Linked DNA regions of Homo sapiens: region 2 is linked to region 1. Evidence: read pairs that join two places in POLR2A ChIA-PET (ENCODE). Cell type or tissue: HepG2. All regions are shown on one strand. Each heading gives the region's core, and the rest is flanking DNA. Links, peaks and the distances in the headings are about the cores only. Region 1 overlaps ACSS3 (acyl-CoA synthetase short chain family member 3). Region 2 overlaps ACSS3 (acyl-CoA synthetase short chain family member 3).

Region 1 (16,708 bases), core at 5,478-7,977:
AGTGGTGTGATTAATTTGCATGCAATTGTCTTCTTAAAATTTTGAAGAGTATTTAGGCCAGAAATAAAACTATGCTTAGGAAAACAAAACATGAATATTCTAAGTAGATAAATTATTCTGTGATCTATGAAGGAAGGGAGAACAGTATAAGATATCAATGAATACAATTTACCGTACTTTTCCTGTAACTTTGAACTCATGATCACCTTACTTCTTCACCCAAGCAAATCTCTAGCTATTTATGATAAGACCAACTTGGGTTTCTAGCAGATTAAATTTTTTTTTTTGCAGAAGTGAAATTGCAAGACTGCAAAGAATCATGTGCAATTAATTTATAGAACTCTTGACAAGTTTTCTTTGAAAATACTTAAATGACAAGATATGAGAACAGAGTGTTAAAAATATGTCATTTTGATTACCACCTAGCAATTCCCATTACCACATTAAATTCCTGTGTAAAGTTTTAGTAGTCTGTGGTTCATGAACTGCTGCACTTAATGATTTTAATGTTCTTATGATCTTGAAGAAGAATTTTAAGTTTCTTTCAGAAGACCTCAAGCACTTTTTTTAAAAAAGCTTCTTTGCTGTTTAAATCAGGCAATGCAAAATCAGTAATATAGAAGGCTTTGGGTAAGAACAGTTTAGAGGAATGGCAGGAACACACACACAATGTATGCATATGTGAGTATATGTGTGCTGTTTACATTACATATACTTACAGTATATAAGTGCTGAACATGTAATTTGTTCAGAACTTATGATGTTCTAAGTTCTAGGCCCAATGCTAAGTACTTCCAAATATTTTTTCTTATTTAATTCTAACAAACAAATGAAATACATGCTGTTTCTAGCCTTATTTTGGAGATAAAGAAACTGAGTAATGGAGAGGTCATAGCCCAAAGTCACGGCTACTAAGTGGCAGAACCAGGATTTAAACTCCAGTTTAATGATTTGTAACCAACAAGATATATGCTATTTCTTTCACTATAAACACATTGGATATGTGCAAGTCTCTTCTCTTTTCTTCTTAATAGAGATTAACTGCCTGCTCCCCTCCAATAACTAGCTTACTTTCTCAGCTTCTCTCTTTTTCTGCAGGCCCTTTCCTCTATTGTGATATAGATGAGGGCTGTAGAAATCTCTTGTTCTTTCTATTAGACCTGCTGTTTTGGCAGTAACTAAGCCCAGTGGAATGGCTTTGCTTTGAATTTAGAGAGACACAAATTATGAGGCTCAGTGGTGTGTCTTATTAACCAGGATTGCATTTTTGTAAGAGGAGGTAAAAACTTGGCTGCCACACCTAAGCCTCAGGCAAACAATGATGGAATCAAAGGATATTGCATCAATCACCCCTATGCTCTCCCAATACCGCCTTTTAAGAATTATAAGAATTAGGAAAGACATATCTATAGAAGTAAATGCATATATGTGAAAGTGTTTTTTTTCCTCTGTTTCTCAGATCTCCTTTGCACATACCTCTGTTTCTTAGCCTGAAGAATAACCATTTATTGAAGTCCTAATTTCATTAGAGTCCTATCAAAATTATCAACCTGTAATTATTTTTGTGATCCTCAATTTGATGTTTGTATTTTGCAGTGTGATGATTTTTATAGATCTCTGTGTTGTCAAAAGTTTGATAATTTGCAATTAGTTGCTTTTATCCATTGTATAAATAGAAATGGAAACGTATGATTTGGTCATAGTCAACTATTTTATTTATCTAAATGGCAGAGCCAGTACCTATCAGAGTGGGGCTGGAGAAAGCAGTTTGGCCTGAAACTTCAACTTGATACAGGGTCTTCGATTCAGCTATAAATGTGTTAGCTATAAATGTGTTTATTCATACAGGTATCATATTCATACAGGCATCATATTTGTGATATTATATTGAAGTATTAATTGGTAAATGTACCTATTTAAATATATGAACAGTTTTTACAACCCTGATTAATGTATTAAGCAGCTTAGAAAATGGAAGTGGCTTGTCTTTTCTAAATTTTTCAATCTTTGGGCTTATCTCAGGAATCACTTTAATGAAATGGTTACATACATCTCTAGATAGTAGATCTCATTAACTTTCATTGAGTGTTATATAACTTTGCTTGTGCTTGTGCTAACATGTTCGCCAATTATAAACTTCCTGATGTGTGATCTTGAGCTCAGCTAACATCTAAGAAAAAAACTAGGCTTTTAATGGGCATTAACTCTACTTAAATAGCTGTAATTCCCCATCAGAGTAACTTTTCCATCAGCCACTTCCCTGCTTTTCACCCATCTGGCCATTTCATTGTCACTGTTTTTAAAAAAGACTATTTAATTTCTTTAAAGGAGTATCTGTTTAACTCATGACTCTATTATCACAAAGTTTACTAGAAGGAGGAAAACTTGGATTGTATTTTAGATATATCACAGACTCTGACTAAATTTCAAAACTGGATTTTAGTCTTCAAAAAGGAATAGTAGAATTCTTCCCTACTCCTGAAGAAGAATTAATGTTTTCTTATTTGGAAAGGTAGCTGTGGTATTACTCCTAAAGGCCATTGTATGAAGAGAAATTTTAATAGCTTAGTTGACACATCATTGTAAAGATAATAAATGCAAAATAAAATAAATAGGCTATGAAAAATAAAAATTAGTTTATAAAGTTATTAGTGTACATACATCTATAAAAACATGAAACGTTATTTAAGCCATGAGTGTTGATGGAAACATTACTGCATTATACTGAATTTCTAAAGGATATCTCTAGATTTAAATGAAACATGCTTTTTTGTCAGTTTAGTTGAAGTGAATATAAAACTTTTGGACTTTTTATAAACATTTATGTTAAATCATGAACTTGAACTTTTTAGTCATAAATCTGATGTTCAGTGCCATATAGGCCTAGATTTTCAGTCAGATGCTCAGACTTAAATAGATTTAGCTACTTTTTGTTCTCTTGATTTAATCTCCTTATTACAGTACATATTCTTATATTTTTGCTGTGTAGGAGGCGGTTCCTTTGGCTCCCGGTCGTGACCTTGATTGGGATGAAGAGATGGCAAAAGCCCAGTCACATGACTGTGTTCCTGTTCTTTCAGAACACCCACTGTATATTCTTTACACATCTGGCACAACGGGGTTACCTAAGGTACTCACTCTCTTAGAGATAACTATCTATAGCAGTAGATTTACTTTGCACCAAGAATGTTTGATCACTGACTGGAAATGTTTGCAGACTTTACTTTGAAGTTTAGAGAGTTACTTCATTTGCTTTTATTTTTTTTTCCTGTGCCCAGTCTGGAGTGCAGTGGCGTGATCTCACCTGACACAGTTACTCCATATCTTAAAGAGATTTTGTGTTTAGTGCTAAATATAAAAACATTTATTATTTAACATCAAATATTTTGCTCTCATTTCTTCCAGAATTGTCTCAAATGCTAGAAATATACAATTGCTTTAGTAGATGTTTAATTGAATATCAGTTGGTTTAATAACATTATATAAAAATATATTTTAAATAAAATATTTTTATTCTTTTAGATTGAGGTATAAGTTTCATGCAGTATAGAATTGATTTTTTGATCTAGGGGAATTCAATTATTTATTATGAATGTGATTTTGAGAATTGGCCTAGGCAGTTTGAACAGAGGCAATTTATCCAAAGTATTGAACTATTTGATTTACAGCATGGAAGACACTCAAGGATTTTTAAATCTGTTTACCATGAAATGTGTTTTTACAAAGCAAAGTTGAAAGCATCAATATTCATTGATGCGTCAAATAGCAACAAATACCACTTTTGCCTGGTATCTCCAAATAACACTGTTTCTTCATAGACCCTTATAAAAGATAACAGTATCATTTTCCTTACTCATCTTTATTAGGTGGTTTAATATTCATTGAATTGTAGAATTTTAGTAGGGGACGGGACTTTCATAATCATTCTCTTCCTTGAGGACAGTGGCTTCTTTATTACTGTTAGATTGCTATAGCATCAGTGTTCTGAAAACTTCATTTCTTAATCTTCTTAGAATAGTGGTTCTATTTGATTAGTTAGCTTTTTAAAAGGAAATTTAAGATGTTCCATATAAACCTTGCTTGTGAAAAGGAACACTTTTGGTAGGGTAATATATTCTCTCTGAGGACACAGGTTATGTTTTAGTATATTTTGGTCTACCATTGTGCTGTATGTAGTTGGTGCTCAATAAATTTTTGTTGAATTCATACGTAGATGCATGCACATGAAGATATTTGTTTCATTGTAGAATTGAAGCCTTATGATTTTGTTGCAACTCTAGTGACTTGAAAAATATTTCTGCATATTGAAGATTGGAAGATTTATTTATTGAAGCATGCCATATAATCTGCTCGACATAATTCTCAACCTCCACTTTTTCCAGTTCTGCCTTGCACACTAGCCACCTGGAGTCCAACTGAACATTTGGCTATAAAATAAGAGGGGACTCAGCAAAGTTATGATCTAATATAAAAGTATCAACTGAGAGAAAACTCCTGACCCTGAAAACACAGTATAACTTAATTTTTAAAAAATTTAGTTTCTTAAAAGCCTGAAGAAATCTTATAAAAACATTTGTGCTACCTCAAGACTTTAAGTCACTGAAATTCACTGTGACCTGGAATGGGATCTTATGGGAGGGGCAGAAGAAAAGGTTTTCAGAAATTAAAAGCTGACTTGCCAGTGTAGTAGAAATCAAATAAAAGCAATACACAGAGCATTATATTGAAAAGTGGTTCCAAATAAGGATGGACCCTAGCTATTCCAGGTTTTCTTTTTTTTCTTTTCTTTTTTTTTTTTTTTTTGAGACAGTCTCCCTCTGTTGCCCAGGCTGGAGTGCAGTGGCGCGATCTCGGCTCACTGCAAGCTCCACCTCCCGGGTTCACGCCATTCTCGTGCCTTAGCCCCCCGAGTAGCTGGGACTACAGGCGCCCGCCACCACGCCTGGCTAATTTTTTTTTTTTTTTTTTTTTTGTATTTTTAGTAGAGATGGGGTTTCACTGTGTTAGCCAGGATGGTCCTAATCTCCTGACCTCGTGATCCACCCGCCTCGGCCTCCCAAAGTGCTGGGATTACAGGCATGAGCCACTGCGCCCGGCCCAGGTTTTCTCTGAGAGGTTCTTTTCTGGATTCCTTTCAATGCCTAAATGGAAGATCCTTTGATATTTCTATCATCCTCATTTTCCTCCTAATGTACCATCCTGAGACAATCTATTTCAATAAATTTGAGAGGGCTTGAATTGTGTGGAGATTTCTGCATCACAGTGAATTTGACTCAATATAATGTATTTGTATTGAGTGCTCAACAGATACAACTATGAGTAAAGTACAGTCCTTCTAGTCTAGTGAGATTGAACTAGGTATGAACATAGGTGATGCAAGATAGAAGGTGATCCTTTAGTTGGGAAGATAGGTGACTACACACAATGGAGACAAAGAAATTAGTTTTCAGGCTGTTTAATTAGTTTGGGACTTTACATAGGACAGCATGCTTAACAGGGAGGAATCAGATTTGGTTCAAAGTTAGGAGTCTAAGACTTTGAGAACATATGAGGGTGCTTTTGAATATTCACTGAAATAGAATCAGAAGGATGGTTGGAGGCTAGGGAAACTAAAAGTCTTTGACATACTCATCATGATGTGTCTTCAGGACATTTAACATGAAGATGCCCAGTCAAGAGTTGGTGATGAGAGTCTGAGCCCAAGAGTTACACATATGGGGTTGGAGATAGACCCTTGTAGGTCACTGGGGTACAGGACTGGTGATTAAATTGTGTGCGTGAGTGGGCTTTGCAAAGTTAACACATACAGAATGGCAAAAGAAGGTAGTTATCTCTTTAGGTCCCTCTTCCTTCCAGTGGACTTTAGGGTTGAAATTGCTTTAAATTTTACATTACCAACAGACCTTCATGGCACTTATTTTAACCTATCTTATAGATATTAGTTTTTATGGCACTTATTTTAACCTGTCTTATACATATTAGTTTTTATTTATTTACTTTTATAACAATGAATGTTCTCTGAGGTCTTAGAATATACATTATCCTTTTTGGATCCACTGTAGCACTAACATTAAAATTTGACCCAGGTAGAGCAGAATATTTGTTGAATGATCTCTTACTTCTCTAGTAAGCCAGCTTCTTGGACACCTCCTTATTCATACAATTCTCGTTTCATTTTTCATAGGTATAATCAGGATTAATAGTACCTAAAATCTTAATATGGGATCCACAGAATGTAAGTATAGGAAAAATAAACACACATGCATTAATGGAGCATTTAGATATAAATATGATGTCATCATATGGTTTGTTTCCTCAATCCTTGATCTTCATGAGGAAAAATAATGTTGTGAGCTCATAAAACTCTTCTGCCTAAAAATGCTTGTTTCTCAAATATAAAACACACATAAGGCAGTCTGTTCTTTGGTTAGAATTTGTAGATACATTTAAAGCATATTTGCATATCAGCATTTGCCAACCCTGGAGTTGTCAAGTTGCTGTATGACAGGTTAATCTGTTAGCTGCTGTAAATATTCCAGCAACCACATGTGAGCTTCTTTGCATACATTTCTGTTTTGTTGTGGGCTTCTATTCTGTTTGGTCTGGGTGCCTATATTTGAGATAGTTCAAAGCACTACATGATAAAAGAATCCCTCATCTGGATCAGATGTCCTTTTAGGTATGGGAGATTTAGTGATTATAATATTTATCTTGTTCAGTTTGATATCATAAAGGGATCATGATAATATAAAAAGGAAAAATGTTCAGTGTCAAAAGAGAACAGGGGGAAAGAAATCAAAAGGAAAAGATTGAAAAGAAAGCATGACAAGAAAGTGGTAGATAAGGCCTTTTGTCCTGATGGGCACTTACTTCCTGCCCCAGAAAAAAAAAAGAGTGAAAGTCAAATAAAAAACAGCAGTGAACTTTTTTGTTTGATCTGTGGTACGCTCTTGCAGTTAAAGTGCTGAACTGGTTGCACCCTTGCCCCTTAGCTCACAGTTGTTCAGATCGACAAAAAAATTATACAACTGCCAAAATATCCTCCATGGACATAGCTTCAGAATCATCTGAAAACCTGTATCAAGATATTTCATGTTTGATGAAATATCCCGAATAGAAACTTTTTATGCCTTCTAAGAAGATTCAAGATTCACTAAGTTCTACAAGTGTCAAGGGTTTCTCCTGAACAAAGAGTGTTTGTTGAAATAATTGCATTGTTCACACGGGTTTATACACTAAACTGTTCACTCATTTAGACAGTCAACAAATGTATTAAATGCCTATTCTATCCCAGACACTGTGCTGAAGATACAAAGATGTTGTCCTCACTGTGCTCAAAGTGGTGGAGAAGGCACAGCACTAGGTGGGGATATCAGTCCTCTGATGAGGTTTGCAGGCCCTGAGGGCTGTGAAAGAGGACCTGAAAGACATTTGACACAAATAACAGGATGGGGTGAAACTTCCCAGAAGAGGTGGTATTTTTGCAATGTCTTGAAGTACTCCTGGTGAAGACATTGGAGTTCATCAGGTTTAGAAAAGGGGTGGAGGCTTACTCTAGAAAAAGGGGATGCCATCTGTCAAACCACTGTCAAAACAAGGTTTAGTGCTGACGTGTTAGATCTTTTAAACAATCAGAACCATTCATTTTTTTTCTCTGACGCCTGCCATCATCTGGTGATGGGTTTCTTTTCTTTCCTTCAAATAAAATTTATTTTCCCCCTTTATTGTTTCTTGTCAGGCTGAATTGATACACACACACACACACACACAAACGCACACATGTATATATATATGTATACATACATATACATAAGCATATAAATATGTACACATGCATGGATACATGCATATGTTTACATGTGTGTATGTGAATAGACATTTTACATATGTAAATATATATATATATTTGCCTTGTATGATTCTTTATTACAAAATAAATGATAGAGGGACTTAATGTAGGAAATAGGAAGTTTTGTCATGTACTCTAAGCTTTTCTACTCTCAGTATTTTGGGATTTGCCTGTCAGATATTTAAAGACCATTAAAAAAAAAAACTTATATTTTTACAATGAAGAATCCCAAATTCTTAATCTTACCACACACTTCAGGCTTCCCTCCTCTTCTACAACACCTATTGTTACAATTGCATTTTTCTTTTTCAAGTTGTGGCAGCCAAAACTGCACACAACATTTACACCAACATGTTTTCTGTTTTACTTTAATAGCCCCATTTATGACAATCTGTGAGTTTACTTGTCTTCAAAAGTAGCTCAGTAAGCTGGAAATTATAAAGAACTATCTGTGATAACTTTGTGGTCCTATTTCTGAGTAACTAACATTCACCCTTTACTTTTACTTGCACTGATTGGATTTTTTAAACACCATAAACATTGTATTTGTCCCCCACTCCCAAAAGAGAGCACCTTCATATTGCTTCCATTGCTATGTCTGAGATAGGATTCACTTTCATGTCTTTATTCAGGGCACAGAGTGCTAGTCCCATCTGGATATTTTTCAAGTTCCGCAGACATCTTTAAGAATTATGACTGATCCTACCAAAAGATCGGAACAGCATATTGGCAGGTTACAGGGTTTTTATGAGAATATATGAGATCATCTAGTGACTTTACTTTTAAGGTAGGTAGAGTATAAGTACATAGAGAGGCCAGGCGCAGTGCATCATGCCTGTAATCCCAGCACTTTGGAAGGCCGAGGCGGGCAGATCACGAGGTCTGGAGATCGAGACCATCCTGGCTAGCACGGTGAAACCCTGCCTCTACTAAAAAAAAAAAAAAAAAAAAAAAAATTAGCTGAGCCTGGTGGCATGCCTCTGTAGTCCTGTAGTCCCAGCTACTCGAGAGGCTGAGGCAGGAGAATCGCTTGAACCTGGGAGGCGGAGGTTGTAGTGAGCAAGATCGTGCCACTGCACTCCAGCCTGGGTGACAGAGCAAGACTCCATCTCAAAGGAAAAAAAAGAAAGTGCATATAGAAGGTAATAATAAATAATAGAGATTCGAAAGACTAAAATGAAGAAGGTTTGTGTTTTAGGGGTAAGCACTGGTATTGAGTATTTTTACTTCATATTCAGATATACTGTAAAAGTGCTATTTTTAGTTTACAACTAAATTTGCTTAGTTATAGTATAATGGTTTGTTTTCTGGAGCATAATTTATGTGTTTTCAGAGGCTGAATGGTGTTTCTCTTTTGCATTTTAATTATCATTACCTGGAAAATGTGATTATAAACAGGAAACAAAAATGCTTTATCATCTTATTTTTGTTACAAATTAATATTTATGCTAAAGAAATTCTCTTGAAATGTAACCTTCGTGTTTTTTATACTTTCAAACCTCTTACAAAACGTGAACCTGGAGAATATGAAACCATGCATTTCTTTTTTCTGCACCATATCAAATACTCAGAAATTTGAAACTGTATTATCTGAGCATTTGAGAGGCAAGACCAAATTGCAGATCTAGAGTCTAGATTAATAAATGGTAAAAAGATGCTTGATTAAAATTTTTATACTCATTCTTTAAAAAATAAAAGTAAGTGGGTATCAAAGACTAACGAAAAACAGAAATTACGGCTCTTCTCACTCCTTCAGCTTCATTTTAATTGTTTTAAATGAGAATCTTTGACGGCAACCTCTAATTATTTTGACATTTATGCCTTTTGACTGATAGGAGCACAGGGTAAAATAAAAAGCAATAATTGCTAGAACCAAGGAAATAATATTGTTAATGAAATTTTAAATTTTAGTCTTTACAACTTTTAATGCTTTTTCACGCATGTTCTCATTTTTAAGTCTCTTTTTTTTGGTCAGATGGGTTTAAGTATTCACTAATTTACAGACAAAGTGACATTGGTAAATGTCGTTTGAAGAAGTACTCATCTGAGAGGTAAATAGAAATTTGTCAACTTATCCTTTACATTTATGTTTCAGGTTTTACAATTGAATTACTACTCAGTTATGTCTTCCCTTACCTTTTATTTCTGGTCATCATTTCTAGTCAATGCATCTTACCCTCTGTACCATATGGTCTAAACATTTACCTAGTTTTAATAATGTTTAGAGTTACTGATAAAAATGGGTTCTAAATGCAGGGACATGTAGGATGGAGAGAAAATTTTAAAACATGTTTAATTGAAATTATTACTGATATTAAGTATCACCATCTGTCATAACACATGGACAGCATATTGTCTACAAAAGCTACTTTTTCTAGTCTGTAAAATGAATAGTTTTTATAAAGTGTTTGCAAATTGATTAATATCAGATTCATCAATCTGTTGAGCCATAGGAAAAGATCTTCTCAATAGAACAAACTAGCAAAGTGCATGGACGATAGGATAGGATACAGTGGAAAAATAACTGTTTCGTTTACATGGGAAGGTGCACGTGTAAAGCCTACTGGCAGGGGGCTTAGAATTTCTAATGTTCCCATGGAGATCAACAGGGCCAGCTGCATGCTAACCATGTCATACAATCTAGAAAATAGCTCTCAAATACCAACAACACTGCATCTGATATTTGCTAAGAGACCAGGTGTTGTTACAGGTGAATAAAATAATGTTCCACAGCATGATGCCTATGTTTTATTAGTGGCACCTGAGGAGAGCAGCAATGTTAGTAACTAACGGAAAGTCAATTTCTGTTTCATTTTCCTGATTTGTGTATGTGTGTTAAGGTGCAGAGCTATGCTAAAAAGCATAACTAATAGCACAGTTATTGATTAGATCCATGTTTGCCCTTTCATAAAAAACAATTTTTTTTGCATAAGAGCAGTTATAATTGTTGTACTAAAAGATGCTTCAAAATACATGTGAATGGAATATACCTTCTATCTCTTAGCAGGTGTTCACCTACTCATTCTGAGTATTCACTCAGTTATGTCTTATTGGGCCAATGATGATTAATGTTTTTTAAAACAATAAATGAACTTAATTATTAAATTTTCCATTAGTTCTTATTTATGGTGACATTTATACCCAGTGTTCAAATATTAATCTTTCATTTAGGTTGAATATGGTCCCAGTGTTGGGGAGAGCTATTTGAAACTGATTTGTGAAAACTTTACTACAATGATATAATGATCCCTACTTTTGCCCAAAATGCAATATAAGACAAATTTTTTAACCTTAGATTCAACTCACTGGAATTCAGCCCTAAGAGTTCTAGAGTTCATAACTAAAGAATTGCTCAGCTTTAAAGTGTGCTTGCATGATCCTCAGTGAAGCGTTGTAATGAGATTCCAGTTAGAATATGACTTTGTTTCCTCCAAGCAGCTATTATTATTTAATCATCTTAAGAAATAGAGGTCCTTATGTTAGTCTGCATTTGAGGTGTATAACTACATTTTACCTTTCTTCGCATTAAATTTTGTTCTGGAAATATGTCTGAAAATGTAGTGTTGATAATGTGTGGTGCCATTAGAAAAGTTTGTATTGCATGTAATTTTGTGAAATCATGTTTTCTTTAGAAGACTAATAATGTTATGTGAGAATGGATTCTAAAAATGGCACTAATGAGGACAAATTATTTTGTGTTGACTATTGAAGGACCCAAAGAAATAATGATTCAAAGATAATTTTATAAAAGCCAAAGTAACTTGTAGCTAATATATAAAATACTTTTGACCAGGAACTTTTAAAGTGGATGCTATGAAGATAGAGAGTGTTTTTACACATTGTTTATTGATTTTAATTTCACTTTTTCTCTCCTTAGGGTGTGATTAGGCCCACTGGGGGATACGCTGTCATGCTACACTGGTCAATGTCTTCCATATACGGACTTCAACCCGGAGAGGTAATCGTGGTTTTAAATTTACATTACATGACATTCTCTGAATAAAATATATTCATTTTATTATCTTATTTTTTAGGTGTGGTGGGCAGCTTCTGACTTAGGCTGGGTTGTTGGACATTCCTATATCTGCTATGGACCTCTTCTTCATGGGAACACAACAGTTTTATATGAGGTAATAAAGTAAAGTTAATACCACATATAAATGATATTTATTTTATTAAAACTTTTCATGAAGCAGTCCTGAGTAGGATCAGAAAAATTGGGGTGGGGACAGGGGACATTATTATATCTTCTTCCAGTTAAAAATATAATTTTGAAAGGGAAAAGGATATGTAGGAAATATTAGCCTGTTATTTAAATTTTGTTGAACAGTCAGAATTAAATTCTGAAGAACATACAAAAACAAGCTTTATATCTATCCCTAACATTTCTAGAAATTATTGGCAAACTGATACTGATTTTAGAGTCCTAGAAAATAGTTATCATAAAACAAGCAATGTAGATTCACCTTTTTTATTTTCATAGGATTAATGGATTTCCAAAGTCATGTTGTCTCAATTTTAAATAAATACTTTCCTTGGTTTCTAATAAAGCTCTGTGTATAAGACATAGGAATATAGACTGACCAGATTTATACCTGAATAAATAACTGTTTAAAAATTCGATGAATATATCAGTGTCACCTAGGAATAAGATTTCTTTGCATATAGGAAATTTACTTCATATGCCTATTCCATTTAACTTTATCAATGTCTTGTATAAAGACTTAGAAAACATACCTATCAGATCTGTAGAAGATCAAAGTCTTGGAGGGATAACTAATATGGTAGTTTGCTAAATTATCATTCAAAATGGCCTTGGACTTTTGGGACAAATTTAACAAGATGGAAAAATACATAAATATTTACAGTTCTATATTTAAATTAAAAAATACAGAAATGAAATAGGGAAAACTTGGGTTAGTTGTAGTTTATGTAGCCAAATCTCTGGGTATTATAACATCCATAACTTAAACATAAGCTGTTGGTAGGACTGTTTTTAAAAAATACTTACCATGTGCAATGATGTAATCTTACTTTACTCTTCCACATTTGAAAATTTGTATTCAGTTTAATTGAGATGATAAAAAAAATCACTAAATTACTAGAAAGCATCTGAAAAAAGGGAGTAGCATGGAAATAATGTATACAAGAAAGAGGTGGGCTGGGCATGTTGGCTTATGCCTATAATCCCAGCACTTTGGGAGGCCGAGGCAGGTGGATCACTTGAGGTCAGGAGTTCGAGACCAGCCTGCCAAACATGGTGAAGCCCTGTCTGTACTAAAAATGCAAAAAATAGCCAGACCTGGTGGTGCATGCCTGTAATCCCAGCTACTCAGGAGGCTGAGGCAGGAGAATCACTTGAACCTGGGAGGTAGAGGTTGCAGTGAGCTGAGATCATGCAGCTGCACTCCAGCCTGGGCGACAGAGTGAGACTCCATCTCAAAAAAAAAAAAAAAAGGTGAAGAAATTGGGAATGGCTAGTCTGACAAATAATACACTTAAAGTGCAGATATTATAAGTATATTTTGATGTTTAAAAAGTTGCTACATATAAATTATGTAGTCTTGAATGCGGAGTTACAGAGGGTTATATTTTGGGAATAATCAGAGACAAACTTAAATGCTTGGCAGTAGAACAAATGGACAACTTCTCAAATATAAGGCTCTCTCTCACATAAGTGTTCTGTCAATACCAGACAAGGATTGTGAAGTAAAGGGAATTTTATATGTGGGGTGTGGAGAATAGTATTAAGTGATTTCAAGTTAATTTGCACTCTTAAATTTCTGCAAGTCAATGAATTTGAAAACATGAGAGGCCATTCTCAATCTTTCTGGAATACTCCAGGCCTCATCATCACTTAAAGGCTATTTGTGTTCTTTCATTTTTAGCTGGCTGATTTTCTGTCTCTGAATGCTAAGAAATATTAAGGTAGACTTTGACACAAGTATTAAACCATCATATACTACTCTACACTTTTGTATCATGCTTTTATATCTTGCGGACTTGATATGCATTTGGGAATTCATATACTACTCTGCAGCTTTTGTATAGTGCTTTTATATCTTGCATACTGAATGTGCATTTAGGTATTTGTAATAATTAAAACAAAATAATCTTGAGAAAACATTTTGTACCATTGTCTTTGCAATATAATGTTTTTAATTTAAAAAATTATTTCTCTTGAAGTAAACAAAATAAACCTCTACACTGAATAGTTATTTTGAATTGTGGCATTGCTTACATAAATATGACAAAGCCAAAGATGCTAACATATTTTTGGTTATAAGCATTAAGCTGCTTTAGAATTGAGATACATACATATTTTGCGCTATTTACCATGGGCTTTTATTGTTTCTCAAGTTTATTTGAAACATGATATTAACACTGTGATGGAGGGTTGTTTGTTTCTATGTTGGAATGATTTGCTCAAGAAGAGTGTAGATGCTCTATAAATATTTGTTGTGTGAATAATTGACTGAAGTAAGCTACTATTTAAAACCTTTTCTCTGCCCTCTGGCTTGTTTTCTACAACTTATAAATGTCTTTGACTTTCTCTGGTCACAAAACCAAGTCTTTTAGACCTTTGCCTGCTTCAACTATGCCATCTTTATTTTCTTCTCCACTAAATTCCTTGAAAAAATATCCTGCCCAGATTCCTGAACCTCATATTGTTTCAGTTATTCCTCATCTCACCGTAGTCTGATTTATGTTCACATCATTTCATAGAAGCTGCTGCAGCAGGGGTCACCAGTGACTTCATAAGTGACAAAGTCAAAGGGCCTTGTTTAATCTGATTTTATTTTTTCTCTTACTAGAGTTCAGCCCTGCAGACCATTCCTTTAGGTGATCCTTTCCTCTCTCTTGAGCTCCAGGCTCTTTGGCTAATGTTCATGTTGTTTCTTTTTTCTGGTGTGACTTTCCTCCTGTCTTTCCTTTCTTGGTTAACTCCTACTCTCCTTGTAGACTCTGCTTAGATGTTATAATTTCTTGAAAGTTTTCTCTCACGTTCTTGGGCTGTGTGCAGTGCCCCTTTTTGTGGTCCCGTTGCTTTCGAGCATATGTCTGTCACTGAGCTGGCCACACTATACTGAAATGATACATTTATGTCTAGAAGAGGGTATCATCTCGAAGAGGATAAAAGCCAGTTTCACAGCACAGTGCATAGCACACACTACACAATTAATAAATACTTGTGGAACTAAATTATACTCTACTCCTCGTTTTCTTTCTTCCATCCTGACAGCTTGTTCTTCTTTTCTTCTCTTTGTTTCTTTCACTTTGGTCCTTAACATTAGAGTTTAGCAGGATCATAGTCTTTGCTCTATTTTCTTATTCTGCTTACGTTTCCTGGATAATCTCCAAGCAGTTTATATTTGAGGATCATTAATTAAATCATGGCTTCTAAATCCCCTTTTTATATCTGCCTTTCCTGCTGAGTACTAACCTATTGTTAGACATCTCTGAATAGTCTGTGCACATCTTATGCCCAAGATGACATGAACTGAGTTCTGTATCTCCACCCCACCCTGCAAACCATATTTCCTTCAGTGCACTCTGTGTTTCTGTTAATGTTACCTCCATTCATGCAGTAATGCAAACTGAGAATCTGCAAGTGATTCTTAAGTTCATTTTCCTTGCATCTCACACTCTGCTGGTCATTACAGTTTGTTGAATCTACTTATTCAGTACTTATCAAAAGTGTCCTCTTTTTTCCATGCCTCTTGACATGTATTCAGGGCTGATATTCAGCTCATGCACAAATATGTCATGTTGACTTATGTCCATTCTATGTTTTGGCTTCTGATATGATGTGTGCCTATACATTCCAGTTACATATTTCAGGTTATCATTAGATACACTTCTCTCTTAATATTGATAAAACAACAGACAGAAAGTCAGTGAAGATGTAGAAAAACTTGACATCATCAACCAACAAGATTTAATTGACATTCATAGAAAACTATTCTCGACAGCAGCAGAATACACATTCTTTTTAAATGCCCACAGAATAATTACCAAGATAAACGAAAACCTGGGCCACGAAACAAACTTCAACTAATTTAAAAATATTTGAAGTCATGCAAAGTCTATTTTAAGACCACAGTATTTTCAAACTAAAAATTAAAAAGAGTTAACAGGAAAATCCCCAAACAATTGGAATCTAATCAATATACTTCTAAATAAATAATCCATAGGTCAAATAGGAAATATCCAGGAAAACACACACACACACACACACACCCCACACACACACACACACACACGTCTCTGGGTGTATATATCTCAAACTGATTGAAAAAGAAAGTACATCATATAAAATTTTGGAGGACACAACTAAGGCAGTTCTGAGAGGGAAATTTATAGCACTAAATGGATATACTAGAAAAGAGGAAAACTCTCAAATCAAGAATATAAGCTCCTATCTCAAGATCCTAGGAAAAGAGGAACAAAATATACCTAAAACCAGGAAGGAATAATAAAGGTAAAAGCAGGAATCAATAACATTGAAAACATAAAAACATAGAAAATTAATGAAAAAGAACTATTTCTTTGAAAAGATAAATGAAATGGACAAACCTCTACAAGCCTAGCAAAGAAAAGAGACAGAAGACACAAATTACCAGTACCACATGTGAAACAGTAGATATCACTAAAGACGCTGCAGACATCAAAAGTGTAATAGGGGAATACTATGAGAAATTCAACACACATAAATTTGACAACTTAGATGAAGATGAAATAGACTAATTCCTCAAAAACCATAAACTCACCAAATGAGAAATAAATTACTAGAATAGCCTTATTACTATTAAGAAAATCCAATATGTAATTAAATAGACTCCCAACAAGAAATCTCCA
Region 2 (16,708 bases), core at 4,857-7,356, 61 kb before region 1:
GAGTGATTCGAGAGGACAATTAGGGATCAGCAAAGGCCCAGGAGAGAGCTTTGGAAGTGAGTGTCAATGTCCCAGCAAGTAGAGCTTAAGACCAGGAGATTTCCTTTTCAATAATTTGCTTTTTCTTTGTAATATCTAGTTGCTTGTCTACATTTTTTTAAATGGTGTGTATAAGATGTGTTTAATGAGAAATTTTGTGAAAGGGTCACTATATTTTTATAGATCACAATTTGATAACACCGTATCTGAATTCTTTATCTTTTCAGTCTTGAACTCATGCCCAGAAAATCAAAGTGAAGAAGTGATAAAACTTTGACTCTATTTATTTCAGCAGTGCGATTCAATCTTAAAAGAATTCTGGTTGGGCAAGCAGGGTTGGGAGGGAAGTAGACGTAGGAGACCAATCTTAAATTTCAGTTAGTCAGTAGTTTCAATTTGAATCTATGACTGCATTGGATACCTAAATGAAGATAGTCCTGATTGGTTAGCAAATTTCCACAAAGCCAAACAGAAGGGCAGACTGAATTTACTTTTATTTTGTTTGGCTTTATATCCGCAAGATCTAAGGCAGAGCTGGCATATAAATTTTTAAAGTGAGAGTCAACTAACTGGATACATAGCTTTGATGATTTTTGTTGCTATAAAACAAGACACCTCTTTGGGAGGTGATAAGTGGATTTAGGCACAATTTGGTGTGAAGGAGCTTTACTTACTTTCTTTGAAGCTGGGATCTGGAGAAGGGAGATATTGACAGCCAAGTGCTTAAGCAAAACAAGGCGAGATTGCTATAGCTAATTGTTCTCTCCTCTGTGGAGCTGGCATATGTGTAGTCACAGTCTCTGATGCCCTTCGGCTTCCCAGAGGCAAGAGCGATTCTTCATTATAAGCTTGTCTGTTTGTTGTTCACAAAAGTAAACTCCCCTCAGAACCCACAGGCTTATCAAAAGTCTCAGCATATAAATAGTATTGCATATTAGCTTTCACAATGACATAAGCTGTGCAATATTCTATGCATGCAGTAATATAGACATGGAGAATAAATCTTTAAGGGCGATATATGGAAGGGAACTTCCATTGTAGTGAATGACTCTATTAAATGCATTTCCAGTCCTGTAATTTCTAAGACCTTCAAAAAACAAATCCAAATTACAGGTAGGTGCTTTAGGGGTTTATACGTGATTGCTTCTCCTCACAGTTTGGTGGTTACTCCATATTGTTAACACCTGGCTCTTTGGGTAATAAAGTCTCTATTAGAGAGACTTCAGTGGAGAACTGCAATCATAGTAATTTCTTCAGTCCTGGAACAACAAAGTGGAAGTTTCTGGTTATTTTCTCCGGATAGACATCCTGCTGCCTGTCCTGAAATTGAAATCCAGCTGCCACTCTCTGAAGGATTAGTCAATTCACTTTTCTATTATATATTGTGGTTGACTCTCTGGGCCATCAATTTATCTCTTTCTATGGAAGCATTGCAATCCAATTTTAGTTTACTTTTATTTAAACAACATTCAATGATAGGATTCTCATATACCATTTGTTTAGAAATCAATATGTATTAACAGTGACTATAAACCAAAAAGGAAAAGACTAACTAAATGCAGATTATTAGAAAATAACTTAAGCTTGGCTAACATTTCTGTAGTCAAGATACTGTGGGTTTCTCAACATGCAGGATCTGAATTCCTTACTAGCTGAGATTAAGGTTGTTTAATCCTGCCAAGTCTTAAAATGGCTTTTAAGAATTAAAGGACATCAATCATTCACCCACTGCATGTACAGTACAGAGAAAATGATGAAAGAGATAGTGAAGGAACTCACCACACAGCAGCGTGAAAGACATGCATTAAATTATTACAAAAGAGACTAATTTTAAATTTTAGATGCAGGGGTACATGTGCAGGTTTGTTATATGGACATATTGTGTGATGTTAAGATTTGGGCTTCCATTGAACTCATCACCCAGATAGTAAACACGGTACCTGGTAGGTTTTCGACCCTGGCCTCCTCTCTCCTTCCTTGCCTTTTGGAATCCCCAGTGTCTATTGTTCCCATCTTTATATCTGTATGTCTCCAGTGTTTAGCTCCCACTTATAAGTGAGAACATGCATATCTGGTTTTCAACATGATGAACACTATTTAGAGTTGCAGTAGATGCTAGGTAATCCAGCCTTTATTGGGGGATATGATACTGTCTTCTTTAGAAGGATCATGAGAGGGGTCTAGAGGAAATGATGTTTAAACTGAGATCAAAATGAGTAGGAGTTAGACATGTGAGAAGTGGGGAGGAACATTCCAGGGAAAGAAAATAGCATATGCAAAGGCCATGAGGTAGACATGTTTAGTAAGTTCCAGAAACTTAAAGAAGGTTTACTCGGTTGGGACTTAAGAAATGACAGAAAATTATCTTGAGATGGAAGGAGAGAGCCATATCGTGAATGGTCTTTTGAGTTATGTTAAGGATTTTTAAATTTTTTCCTGGCATATAATACCTGTCAGGTAATACATGACCAAAATGTAAATTTCCTATTCCTTCTTCTTCACTGGGTCAATACAGGCTTGAGTTCAACCGTAGCTTTGCCGCTTACTCTGAGAAAGCTTCAATACCTTTATTTGCAAAATTAGAATCATGACGGTATCTATTTCTAAGGATTAAATTGGGTGAGAGAAGCTTGTAAAGTGCCTAGGACTGTCCCTGACACATACAACTAGATATGATTATCTTTGGAATATGAAAGAAATACTCCCGTGAGCTAATGTGGTCCAATAAGTTTTGAGGGGAAGCGGTAGCATTTAGAGTGAATCTTAAAGTAGGACTTAGGAGGAAAGTCATTTATGTTCAGGGAACAAGATGACAAAAACATAGAGGTAAGAAAAGCCAAGTGTCCTTAGAGGATAGTTATAGTAGACCAGCTGGCTTTTAGTGGCTTGTCTGAGTTGCTGGGACTTACTTTCAGAAAATAGTTTCAGCCTGCTTTTAAAAGGCTTGGAGTAGCAAGCTAAGGCATTTGCATTTACTTCTTAGGTCACAGCAGGGCTGAAAGCCTGCAGGTAGGCTTTGTTTGACCTACAAGTTTTGTTTGTTTAATTTGTTGGCATTTAAATATTGGAATATAAAAATCTAAATTTCCTGTAAAAAATTCAGCTTTTGGTCTTTTTTTTTTTTCTTTTGAGACGGAGTCTCACTCTGTCACCCAGCCTGGAGTGCAATGGCATGATCTCTGCTCACTGCAACCTCCATCTCCCCGCTTCAACCATTTCTCCTGCCTCAGCCTCCCAAGTAACTGGGATTACAGATGTGCACCACCACACCCAACTGATTTTTGTACTTTTTTTTAGTAGATTTGGGGTTTCACCATGTTGGCCAGGCTAGTCTCGAACTCCTGACCTCGTGATCCGCTCACCTCGGCCTCCCAAAGTGCTGGGATTACAGGCATGAGCCACCGTGCCTGGCCCTTGGTCTCCTCTTTAAAGAAGAAAAAATGGGCAGGGCGCAGCAGCTCACGCATGTAATCTCAGCACTTTGGGAGGCTGAGGCAGGCAGATGACGACGTCAGGAGATCCAGACCATCCTGGCCAACATGGTGAAACCCCATATCTACTAAAAATACAAAAATTAGCTGGATGTGGTGGCACACACCGGTAATCCTAGCTACTTGGGAGACTGAGGCAGGAGAATCGCTTGATCTAGGGAGTCAGAGCCAAGATTGTGCCACTGCACTCCAGCCTGGTGACAGAGTGAGACTCTGTCTCAAAAAAACAAACAAGAACAACAACAAAAACCCGGAATGTCTGTCGGCGATGGGTCAGTATTCCTGCACAGCAACACTCGGCTGGAACTGAGCAGCTGCTGATCCTTTAAATGGTGCATGTGCTTGTTTGTTATTCACTGTCCTCACCCCTATTGCATTATACTTTGCCTGTCCCAGCCATTAACTTTTCCATTGTGATCATTTTTGTTTGCAGTGCCTCGTAAGGCAGTAATGATCCATGGAAACATTTTGTTAAGAAGGTGATAGGATGAAAGTATTATCAGAAGCCAAGTTTGACTTCAGATTTCAATATTTCTTGGTAGGTTGGGAAATGAGGGATATTGGGAAACATGGAGTAATGAGAACATAAAATAATGTGACTAATGAACTAGGGTAATAGCAGGAGGTGTAGAAAGAGAGGAACTTCAGGAATAAAAATTAAATTACACATAGTGACTTTTTGGCAGCGGGATGCAGGGAAGTAAAGACATGGTAACTGTAAGAATCTGACTTAAATGTCCAGATGAGGAATTGATGGGGCAATTAAAGTTACGAGGCTGAAAACTGGGAGAGAACTTGATGTAGAATTATAGATTTTAGTATAAATCTTAAAGAGGTGAGAGGTAGAAGCTTATGAAAGTTGAAGTGAAAGAGAGAAAGAAAGGGAAGAGAAGAGGAAAATAGTAAGGACTGAACTTTGGGAAAAAGTGGGAGAAAAAAAAACTATGGAAATGGATGAGACATTCAAAGAAAGAGGAAAAGAAAGAGCAAGATATTCTAGTGTCATGCATTGTAAAGGAGAGAAAAGATAAAAATAGTGGTCAAGGGCTCTAGAGATGCTTTGAGGCTATTGAAAATCAAAAAAATATCTGCTGTGACTCAGAGATTCTTGATGACTTTCTATAATATGATATCAATGGTGAGATAAGGGCCAAAGCCAGAATAGCACATTACAGAGTGAACTGGTATAGGCAAAAACATTCCATGAGGATATTCGACAGTGACAGGAAGATGAAACAGGATAATATATGGCAGTATGGTGGTATCTGGGTCAAGTAAAATAAGTTTCTTCCTCATTCCTTATTTCCTCTCCTCCCTTTAAGAAGAAATCTATGTTTAAATGCAGAAGTGAAGAAATTATGAAATAGGAATGAAGGGAATTTTGCTTGTTTTGAAGCCTACTGCTCAACAGGACTCCTTGTTTTTGCAAGTTGAACTTTGTGTGGTTTCTTATGTTAATTTTTTGCTTTTGCTGCTACAAGTTACTGAAAGAAACAGGTTGCAAAAGTCTCAGAATTGGTATAAAGAGTACTCAGTAGATCTGTTTGTTCTTTTTAAATACTACAGTGATTCTAGTGAGCTAAATATCTCAATATTTGTTTGTGAGTCTGACAGGGAGGATAAGGAAGCAGCTGAAAAGGGAAAAGATAATGAATATTTGTTGAGTCCTTTCTCTGAACTATCAACTATACAGTAGAGTCACATATTTCCATTTATTCCTTCCCCAGATGCTGCAAAGTTAGTATTATCATGCCTTTTCTACATATGAGGGAATTGAATCTTAAGGCCACACAGCTAGTTAGCAGAGGCTAGACCTGGGTTAGTATTAATAGCTCCAGTGGCTAAGCCCAGAATCTTTTCCTCCAAATATCAAGGGAACTGTTCCGAAGGCAGGTTGCCAAATCTTGGCCAACCTGAAAAAGATTTTTGGCTACTAAATTGAAGGAGACCAAAGAGATATGAATTAAATGCAAAAGGTAGTTTCTGAATATTTTCACCATAATTGATATTTTTGAGGACAAGTAAGAAGCCAGAACAGGATTTCAGGATTGGATGGTGGTAATGTGTCAATATTAGTTTCCTGAAGTTGATGGTTATAGTATCGTTCTCTAGAAGAATGTCCTTATTTATAACAATTACATATTAAATTATTCTAGGGTTCTTGGGCATCATGTCAGTAAATGTTTCAAAGGGAAAAAAAAAGTACTTTATCTTGTAATCGCAAATTTTCTGTGAGTTTGAGATTGCTTCAAAGGAAAATAAATACAAATATAATGGGGATTTTATGTATCCAGAAAGCAATTTAATCCCCCTATTGAACTTTGGCTCTTTGGCAAACAAATGCTCAGCTACATTAAACTGTTTGGGAAATTCAGTATTTGTCAGATATTTTTAAAATTACATTTAATTCTGGTTTGAAGGTGAGAGTGTTATATAAAGAGGAAGAATTTTTCTCCTTTTGACAAACTCTAAATTAAATGAATTTATTCATAGCGTTGTACACAGTAAAGGTATATTTAAAATATAAAATCATCATTATTTTATAGATTTAAAAATATTTTAAGAAGGTATCTGCTTGGCATGAAAAATTGCCTGTTAGAAATAAGGCCTCTCAAAATAACCTCATCAAGAAAGACCAGTTTTAAAAGATGGGCCTTATTTTATATTCTGAAGGTCAGCAGCTTGGTACTGTGCCGTATCTAATTTTCTCAGCCTGTCATGCTGCTGAACCTTCAGGACAGAACAGAGTGAACTACAGGAATGCTGCAATTACATAAGCAAGGATGGATTGCCTGGCAAATGGCGCAATCAATGAACAATGGAAATTCAATCGGCTGTGACTGATCAACTACTAGGTGTTGGGGGAAAATCCACACTCTTATCACCGCCTGAAAGGTGGCTTACTTTTCTTTTGTCATGCCACATATAGTATTAGTTGAAAGGACAAAAAAAATCCAGTGGTTGAAGTTGTTTGCTTGTTCTTCTTCTTCTTTTTATTTTTTTTTATTCTACTTTCATAAGCAACAAGCTGCAACTCCATGAGGGAGATCATTGCTTTCCACTGTGGTGTGACATTTGTAAGAAAAATGTGTAGGAGGCTAATGAATCTTTGCAATTATATATATGAATGTAATAACCTCTCTAAATTACAGTTTCAAGTATATGTGAATGTGGAGCTCAAATCCTTTATCTAAACTACGTGGATAGGGAACTTGTTATATTAAAGGTATTAATTATATTTGTTTTTGTCAGTGTTTTAGTTGAATGAGGTAAGGAACAGTGCATAGAAAGGATAGGTATTATTTTTATAATATCTTAGGAAAATTAAAATTTGTGAATTTTGAGTTTGAAGGAGTCCAATTGGAAATACGAGGATAGTAAAAAACAGAAGGTCTTTCAAATACTAAATTAGAGAGGGACAGAGTTTAATTATATGGCTTTAATAATTTAAAACATTAATTGCCTTAAGAGGGAGGAAAGCAATTAAAGTCTGTAGGTCTTTGACTTATGACCTGACTCTGGACAATAGGAATACCTTCTCTTAAGGTGTTTATGGTAGAATAACAACACTTGCCAAGTATAATCTTTCAAGGTGTCATTGCTAAGTGGATGCAGCAGTTAAGTAAAATAAATTTGGTAAGATGAAGAAGAAGGAGCAGGAGAAGAAGAAGAGCAGGAGGAGGAGGAAGGAGGAAAGAGGAAGAGAAGAAGAAGAAAAGAAGGAGGAAGAAAAAGAATGCTTAATTTCTACTGTAGATCTGGCCAGTATAGATATCTGTAGAAAAATTTAGTAAGACTAAAAAAAAAATTAGTCACTCCGTATTATTGTCCATTTGCTAAATAACTTTAATCTAATGAGTGCATGGGAGCTTAGAAAAGTCCACTTTTGCGCTAATCTCACTTTGCATTCTCTCCATACATTTTTTCTTATTTTCATAGAATTCCATTGATTTTCAATTGAGAGGCAAGTATTTTTCTATAATAAACCACAAATACCTAGACTGTGCCTTCCTCTAACTCTCCCTCCCAACTCTCCCTCCTTAAGTACAGATGAAATTTGCCACTCTTATCAATGGGATTTGTTGGATACCCTAATTTTGGTGGTTAGGAGGAAAAAGTATTGAGAATTAGTTAGTGGAGAAAACAAACTGATTTCTGGTTCAAAATCTTGGCTCTACTCTTTGAACAGTATCTTGGTCCAAATAATTATAATACGGAAGAATTATAAAATGCATACTGTGATGGGTATTACTATTTTTTGTGTTGTTTCTTTTCTCGTCTGTTCTCTTCTGCTAATATGTAGGAAGATTGGTCTTCCCCACATATACGTGATTATGCGATTAGCTTTGGCCACTGCAATAAGAGGAGCAAGGCTTTTCACTTAGTTAATTGCCAGAGCTTCAATTCTTAGTTCTTTCTCATCTACCATGGCCATTTGGAAGTACATGTAGAATAGAAGCAGTTTGGATTGCTAAGCAAAAACGTATAGATGACAATGTTTTGGGGAGTCTACCTGAACCCACAATGGAGTGGCGTGAGTGAGAAATAAACATTTATTTTTGCAAGTTACTGAGATTTTGCAATCGTTACCGTATGGCATAATCCAGCCTGTCCTTACTGATTGAGGGGTAAATAATAACTTTATGACTGTTGGGATAATTTAGTCTGCTAAAGTACATAAACATTGTCAGGTATATCATAAAATAGCTAACCTTTTTATTATCTGTTATCATAAAAACAGCTGTTATGAAAACAGCTAACAACTAAGCTTTTTATTGTCTCCATAGTATGCGCTAGATACAATACTAAGTGTTTTAATTTGTTTAATATTTATAACAACTCTGTGAGGCAGGGCCAATTTTTATTCTTGTTTAAAGGGTTTGGAAATACAGTTTCTTAAGAAACTTGCCTAAACTTATAAAACTAGTAAATAGCAGAGCTAAGATTTCAACCCAGGCTGGCTGAATTTAGCATCTGTGCTCCTAAATATATTCTATTGCTTGTTGAAAATAGTCTCAATTAATTTTAGATTTTTAAAAATTTTTTAACTCTTCTCCTCTGAAACCGTTTAAAGTTTTTACTTTTCTTTTTAAATAGTGATATAAGAAGAGTTTTTAAAGTTTGGGTCTACATCTCAAAAACATTCTAGATATGGAATAAAAAATAGCTGTTCTTTGAAAAAATAAACTTTTAATTTTTTATTGTGTATGACAGTCCTAAAGGTGGGAGGAAGGGAGCTTTAAATGAGTTGACAGCTTCTTTAGAAATGTTTCCTGGACAATAGAAAGCAATATTAATCTCTTCCTTAAAACTACTCTGTTGATTTTCTGGCTTAAGGAAAATCTATAATGACCACATTATTCATTGCTTATAGTATGCTTTAATGTTATTTTTATAAGAACATGATAAATAGCCTAATTAATTTGTCTAATTATGAACACTTGGAAATTTACTCCTCCAACCTCTCAATAAAAAAATAGGATTTCTTTATATGTTAAGTTGTTGGTTTTATTTACTTTTAAATACGTTGATGTGTACTATTTCTTTTTATTTTTCTTTCATTCTTTTTTATCTTGATCCTAATTCCCTTCTGCATTTTCAAGCAGAAGATATGCAGGTGGAGAAACCTTGATTAATGGCATATGTTAAGTGCAGAGATATATTTCTTGGAAATTGCATTGCAACTGGCTCCCTTAGTTCTAATAATATCCCATTTTTTAGGAATCCAGTGCAAGGTCAATGAGTTGTGTCTCTCACCTGTGTTATTCCATAGATATTGCCAAACTTTGGAAAACAAATGATCTAAAAATGTTAAATGCTTCCTTTGAGTGTTTATGGGATGAGTCAAAAATATATGTGCAGAGTCTGTAATAGAATGAGAAGGAAACTAACATGTGATTATTCTCTAGCTTGTTACTGAGTCATTCCTTTCTGTAACCTGATGTATTATCGTCAATAATGATAATGGTGATAGTAATAATAACAAAACAATGACAATGGCAAAGACTATAGTACTGCTGTTTTGGTACTAATTATGAAGAATTTGATTTGTGTTGGGCCCTATGCTAATCACTATATGTATATTATCTCTTTGAATCTTCCCAACAACTCTTATAATGCATTTTTATAATACTGTAAACAAATGCACAGAAAGATAAGTGGCTTGTCCGAAGTTATACAGTGGTGGACTTAGTTTTTTCAACCCAGTTGGGTCACACTGTAGAGCCTAATTTCAGTTATAAGTTGTAATTATGCTCTCTACCTTCTGTTTTACATAGCAGAACCTAGAGAGTGAAAAAGCATGAGAGCAATGTAGCATTCTTAAAAATGTTAATCGGGATTTAACTTCCCTTTGCTTTATTTGTTCTCTGTGTTTCTGTGTGTTTTCCACTCTCCTCTTATCTTAGAGAAATGTAAGTCCTCACTGTTTTCCCAGAGCCAACTTGCACATGTCTTTTTGATTTCGTCGCCTTTCAATGTCTCTAGGGATTTTATCTTAAAACCTTTAGTGGTTCTTTCCTAAAAAGCATTTCAATCTTGTTTTCTTTTAAGCAAATTTGGCAAAAATGCTCAATGCTCATCTACATTTTGTCACTTCACATCTATTATGTGAGCTCATGCTCTATTGATACTTCTACCAATAATTTGACACATCACCACTCAGTAATAGGAGAGTAGGGTTCAGGTCTAAATTACATTTGTGATCTTCGCAGCAGAATGCACAAAGCCTTCTGTATATATCAGTTGAACTGACATTAAAAACTTCACCATATACAGATTTACCTTCTAATCCATCTCCTAAATCTGATTTTTTATATAAATTGCAGGTAGATACTACCTGAATCATCTATCCAATCAGAACCTCAAATAATCCACAAATCCTCTATCAAGGAACCAAAGAGTTTGAAGTTTTGTCATCTAAGCTTTGGGTCTAAGCTTTATTTTGAGGCAGTTGGCTTCCTTTGCCTCTCCTTAGCTCATTCATTGATCCTTAAGCTGTAGTAGAGGATATTTTATAATCCATGGGTTTCCATTTATCAAGACAAATACATATATACTGCAAGTAGGGAAGGTAGGGAAATACTTCACCTATGTGGGGGATTGGTTCCAGAACACCACCCACTCCCTGCAGATACCAAAATCTGCAGATGCTCAAATCCCTTATATAAAATAGTGTAATATTTGCATATAACCTATGCACATGCTCCCATATACTTTAAATAATCTTTAGATTACTTGTAATACCTAAAACAATTAAGTGCTATGTAAATAATTGGTATACTGTATTTTTCAAATTTGTATTTTTTAATTATTATATTGTTATTTAAAATTAATTTTTCTCAAATATTTTTGATTCACGGTTGGTTGAATCTGTGCATGTGTAACCTGTGGATATGGAGGGCTGACTGTTCCTATATGAGAATGAACTGGAAAAGTTGCCTCTTAGGCACATATGAGATTCCAAGGATCTCAGATTAAGAGTTGGGTTGATATTATGTTATCAGATTGTCATCTTTTAGTAAATATGTTAAGAAAATTAAAATCACAGAATGAAAAAGTGATAGCAATCATATAAAAATGTTGAATTAGAATGCATTTATGTTATCATAAATTATGATAAAATTTTAATATATTAGAGTAAAAGCCTATCTTGATCTGTTAAAAGCTTGAATTTTAGAAAAAATATAAAACTGATTTTATTATTATTTAAAAATATTGGGTCTTGACTGCTCAAGATCTCCTACATATGTCTAGCATGAGCATCGTTTTACTTCGCTAGAATATTTCAAGAGCAGTCTGAAAATGTAATTTGTAATTACAGGCTTAGTAGACCTAATTTGATGAAATTTTCTCTTACCTTGGTTTACTTAATTTATAAAAATATTAATTTTCAAGTTTATCATTAGTAAAAAATACTTTAATAAGGAGGGTTTTAAAAAATTAAATATTTCAAAGACAGTATTTGATGGAAATCGTATAATACCACTCTTAGATCAAAATCTCTTAAATTCTAAAAGATGATTTTACTCTAAGTGTGCATACCTGTGTATGTGTATGTTAAAATGTTACAGGATACAAAACATGTTGGTACATAATAACAGCATCACCTTTTACCATAGTAATTTAACTTCTTAAAAGCATCCTGAGTTCTCAAGAATTTAAGGAAAGTTAAGTAACTTGCTAATGCTCACTTGCCATGCAGAGATAGCAGATCTAGGATGAAAAAACAGACTTACTATGCTTGAGAGTGTATCAGTTTCTCATTGTGTCACGTTTCCTCCCCAATTAATCCTATCTTATCCTCATAATACCAGTGTTACAGATTTAAAAACGAGCTGTGCATACATAAATATATACATACACATATATGTTTGTTAGCCTTTTATATTTATAAAAGTGGGTTTTATTTTGTTTTTTAGCCCTGGAGTTTATTCATTTGTTAATGCATTTGTTTCTTCTTTATTTTGTTCATTCATCCAATATTTACTGAATGACCTCTATGGACCAGGCACTATTCCAGGTGCAAGATGAGAGTCCAGATAGAGTTTAACTCTAAAAAACAATGTTACACATCAAGCGAGGAAAAAGGGCATTTTGCTTATAGTAAAATAGCATTCGTTTTCCTGTTCAATAAAAGAAGAGTAATAACAAGTGATATGGATTATCTAGTTATTATTTTCTGAAAATAAGAGTAACAAAATCCATTTTATTCTACAATCAGTTCTACTCTGAATTGCCTTTGATTGTTGAGGTGTGAAAAACTAGAGCACATAGCGTTCCATTTTGGTGAACAGTGGCCATTTTCTAACTAATGAATCCTTTAATAGATTAAAAAAACAACTAATTTTAATTTTATCCCTTTGTGCAGCCTCTCATTTTTTGTTGGAGGTGAAAACAAGCAGGAAGGCAAGGGAAAGACAAATCAGAAAAGAGAGAATAAAGGGAGATAATGGGTTTCTTAGCACCAGCTAGATAATGAGATCTTCGATAATTGAGCAGGCTGCACTGTATTCACGTTTCAAATTATCAAAATGTTAATGGGAAACGTTTCATCTAGGAATGTGGTTGGAGATAGTGGGGTAATTGACAAAAATATAATAAAGATGTACTTCGTAACATTGTTCTCAGATTATTTTGAGTATAAGGCTAGGAAAAAAAGGATAAAAGTTTTATGTTTTGCTTAGCATTAAAGTTATGTCCAATGGTGTCTATTTAGTGTAGTTGGATTTATCTTTGAGGCTATGTCTAGGTTATGTTTGTGTCTGTGTGTTTAAGGTTTTTTTTTGGGTGCAAGGTATAGGTTGGACATTAGATGGAGATGTAGTGTGATTTAATTATCAAGGGAGAGGTTTTATAAATGCAAGGCCTAGGATTGAGACTTATGTTTAAATTACTTTCACTGGCATTTATTTATTCAGAAATAATTCTGAGCCAGACGCAGTGGCTCACGGCTGTAATCCTAGCACTTTGTGAGGCCAAGGTAAGCGGATCAATTGGGGTCAGGAGTTCGAGACCATACTGACCAACATGGTGAGACCCCATCTCTACTGAAAAATACAAAAAAATTAGACAGGCATGGTGGCTCATGCCTGTTGTCTCAGCTACTCAGGAGGCTGAGGCAGGAGAATCGCTTGAACCTGGGAGATGGAGGTTGCAGTGAGCCGAGACTGCACCAATGCACACTCCAGCCTGGATGACAGAGCGACACTCTGTCCCCACCGCCACCAAAAAAAAAAAAAGAATTCTGATTAAAGTGTAGGTTTATGCCTTTTTTCCCACTGTAAAAATAGGTATTACTTTACATTTTAATTAGGTAAATGCAGGAAAGTCAAATATCTTGCTATATTAGGTATAGTTCCCTTCAGTGTTTTTTTTTTGGAAATAATTATAGACTTACAAGAAGTTGCAAAAATAATGCAAAGAGTTCATTTGTATCCATAATCCAGCTTCCCCCAGTAATAACATCTTACATAACTATAGTACATTATTAAAATCAAAATTGTCATTGGCATAATGCAATGAACTAAGCTATAGGTCTTATTCAGATTCACCAGTTTTTGCACTTATTTATTTATATTTTATGTGTAGATGTTATGCCTTTAAAAAATCAAGAATCTATGTCTGTCAATCTGTTTGACTCCCTGGATCTCTATTTCTGTTCTTATAGAGAAATGGAATTGTACTATCCATCCATATTATTTGGTAGCTCATTTTTTTTCACTTGTAAGAAGTGTTTTTTCCATTTTTCTAATTCATTATTTTTAATGTATACAGAATATTTAACATATTGGGTGAATATATAAATATTTCCTAATCCTTTCATATTGGCATTTAGATGGTTTCTCTTTATTTGCTTTTATAAATCGGCAGATAGACTTGCATCTTTGGGCTTGGCATTCCAAGGATATATTTTTTTTTCCTCTCTCTCTCTCTCTGTCTCTCTCTCTGTGTGTGTGTGTGTGTGTGTGTGTGTTTCTCTTTCCTTCCTTCTGGTAAATTCTTAGCAGATTTCAATGTATATTATCCAGCCATTCTCCAAAAAAATAATAAATATTGTAAGTTCCCACCATCTTTTTCCTTATGAAATATTTGAAGAATAAAGATAATAACTTAGAGGACACTCAACACTGAATTCTGTGAAATCTTAGTATTTTGTCACATTAGTTTCAGATCTTTTTATCATAAGCAGTAAAACATTACAGACACAATTGACGCTCCCTGTGTATCTCTCCCAATTACATGGTATTTACAGAAACAATCTTAGAATAATTTGTAAGGCTCGATGGAAAGGAAAAGTTCTTTTTGGACATTCTCAAATGATTGATTGTATTCCCTCTTTTTAATAGGAGCTCATATTCAACATCTCTCCATGGACATGAGCTAAGTGTTGAGCAGAATGAGTTAATGAATATGCTCTCTGCCTTCTGGGAGCCTCGACTGTAGAGGAGCATTTCATCAGAACATTGCAGCATGTTGTTTTGCATGAGTTATAAGCTGAAAGAGAAAGAAATGGATAGTTAAGATAAAGATGTAATATGAAAAAATGAAAAAATGTATAGTCCTAAAGTTCTCAGGTTTAGAAAACATTAATTTCAATCCTTGTCTATTGCTCTCCTGTCTTCCTCCCATTTCTCCTTAACCAGAGCAACATTAACACCAGGTCAGCTAGTTGGGGTCCTCCTCCCCTGCATCGTGCTGCTGCTGCTCTTTCTCTTTCTTCTCCTTCTCCTCATTTCCTTCTTTGTTCATCATTTCATTATTGTTATCATCAGGAATACATGCTTCTGTTTTTTCCAACAAATACTAGCTGTCATTAGGCAGAGTACACCCTCCATTCCACTCCCTCCTGGTTCTCTGGATAACTCTGAGGTTTCTTCAAAGTTACCCACTTGTGGCCCTGGGGGCATTCTGGATTGTAGGTCTGGTTTCTAGGAACCTGCTCTCATTTGGAGTTTGGTTCTTTGCCAGCTCATCATGACATTTCTGAATTGGTTGACTGGGGACCACTGTTCCTAAGAGAGTCCCTAAAGTGTTATGAAAAGGACTGACTGATGAAGCATGCTTTCCTTTAAAAACTCTACTTTTAAGTTTATGTTATTAGCACTGTATTTGAATTTAATATACTTATGCTTTGAAACCTAAATGTTTTTATCTTTTACTTTGAACCTTAATATTAATCTAATTATCATTTTACATTTTCTACCTTTTTAGATTAAACCAAATCCTATGTCCTTTTACTTAACTTATTGGTTTTTCCTGCATTTTCCTCTAGAATACAAATAAACAAGATAAAATGTATCCTTAACGTCTTTGAATTTACTGTCAGGCATGACTCACAACCGGAGAATCTTTAAGATCATTCATTCATGTCTTTTCACTGACAGTGGATTCAGTTCAGATAACAGGCATTGATTTCCTGAAAGCTTTTCTTTCTATTCTTTTTCCTGTGGGCTGCATTTCTCACCACTGGCAATTCACCTAGCTTTAATCCGAGATGATCTGGCAAGGCGGAAGATGTCTATGTTGTCCTTTCATGTCGAGATGGGACAATCTGGCTAGAGATGGTGTGATGGGGCCAGATTCTGAGTATACATACTCATGTAGGAAGGATCGGTGGGACTAAGGAATGCCTCTGTCTTTACATCAGGTTTCTCTGTTAAAATAATTATCTGTGCTATGGAGAGATGTGCTTTCCAAGTACTTTCACAAAAACAATATCCCTAGTGGTAAATTAACATAAGGCTATTATTCTGTTCCAAGTAAGCAATTACCCAATTTGGAGAGTTTCCTGGAACAGTCAGTTGATACTTCCCAAAGGCCAAGTATCTGTAATTCAGATGGGATATCACTGTGTGAATAAAGCAAAATGTTGCCCTCTTAAAAATACTTAAAGCCTGCTCTGTTTCTGTGCAACAGTAGTCTTTTGAGCTAGTCATTGTTTTTGCTGAGCACTGACTATTTACCTTATAAGAGTCTTTTTATTATTTGTCAGAAGAGAAAGTGTCAGGAGAGAATTTGTAAGGAGAATGTGTCAGGAGAGTATATTACATTTCACATTTATTCACACTTACAAGCTTTTATTTTAAAATAATCATTGAGCATTTGTTGTGTGCCATTAATGAACTAGCATGTGGTCCCTGCCTACAGAAAGCAGAGAGTCTGGGAGGACACAAAAGTACACAAAAAAACATGGATACTTAAAAGCGGACATGCACTTGTACCATTTTCTTTTTCTTCTTTTGTTATTATTATACTTTAAGTTCTGGGATACATGCACAGAAAATGCAGGCTTGTTACATAGGTATACATGTGCCATGTGGTTTGCTGCACCGATCAACCGGTCATCTACATTAGGTATTTCTCCTAACGCTATCCCTCCCCTTGCCCCCCACCCCCTGACAGGCCCCAGTGCGTGATGTTCCCCTCCCTGTGCCCATATGTTCTCATTGTTCTACTTCCACTTATGAGTGAGAACATGTGGTGTTTGGTTTTCTGTTCCTGTGTTAGTTGCTGAGAATGATGGTTTCCAGCTTCATCCATGTCCCTGCAAAGGACATGAACTCATCCTTTTTTATGGCTGCATGGTATTCCATGGTGTATATGTGCCACATTTTCTTTATCCAGTCTATCACTGATGGACATTTGGGTTGGTTCCAAGTCTTTTCTATTGTGAAAAG

Evidence for each region. ChIA-PET counts read pairs that join two places held together with the same protein. Peaks named below come from ENCODE experiments on the same cell type or tissue, not always from the same donor. Only the 100,000 strongest peaks of a DNase experiment are listed, where the experiment ranks them.
Region 2: POLR2A ChIA-PET joins it to region 1 with 7 read pairs; 3 of 35 experiments call an interaction of 5 or more read pairs at or near these places.

Annotation. Positions count from the first base shown.
Region 1 is chr12:81,140,118-81,156,825 of GRCh38, forward strand. It overlaps ACSS3 (acyl-CoA synthetase short chain family member 3), which reads left to right. Exons shown (of 16, transcript NM_024560.4): 5 at 2,990-3,130; 6 at 11,727-11,807; 7 at 11,884-11,979. Among named protein-coding and RNA genes, the nearest start is that of MIR4699, 9.9 kb to the right of the region's middle. In HepG2, for the core only: a CTCF peak has its summit at 7,364; DNase peaks (open chromatin) are centred at 6,554 and 6,924.
Region 2 is chr12:81,080,208-81,096,915 of GRCh38, forward strand. The region is part of intron 1 of ACSS3 (acyl-CoA synthetase short chain family member 3); the gene reads left to right. It overlaps ACSS3-AS1 (ACSS3 antisense RNA 1), which reads right to left. Exons shown (of 5, transcript XR_007063390.1): 5 at 13,591-14,525. Among named protein-coding and RNA genes, the nearest start is that of ACSS3, 10 kb to the left of the region's middle. RefSeq lists enhancers at 6,022-6,649, 15,297-15,798. In HepG2, for the core only: no CTCF peak of the experiment used is centred there; DNase peaks (open chromatin) are centred at 5,834 and 6,304; H3K4me3 peaks cover 1,459 bases.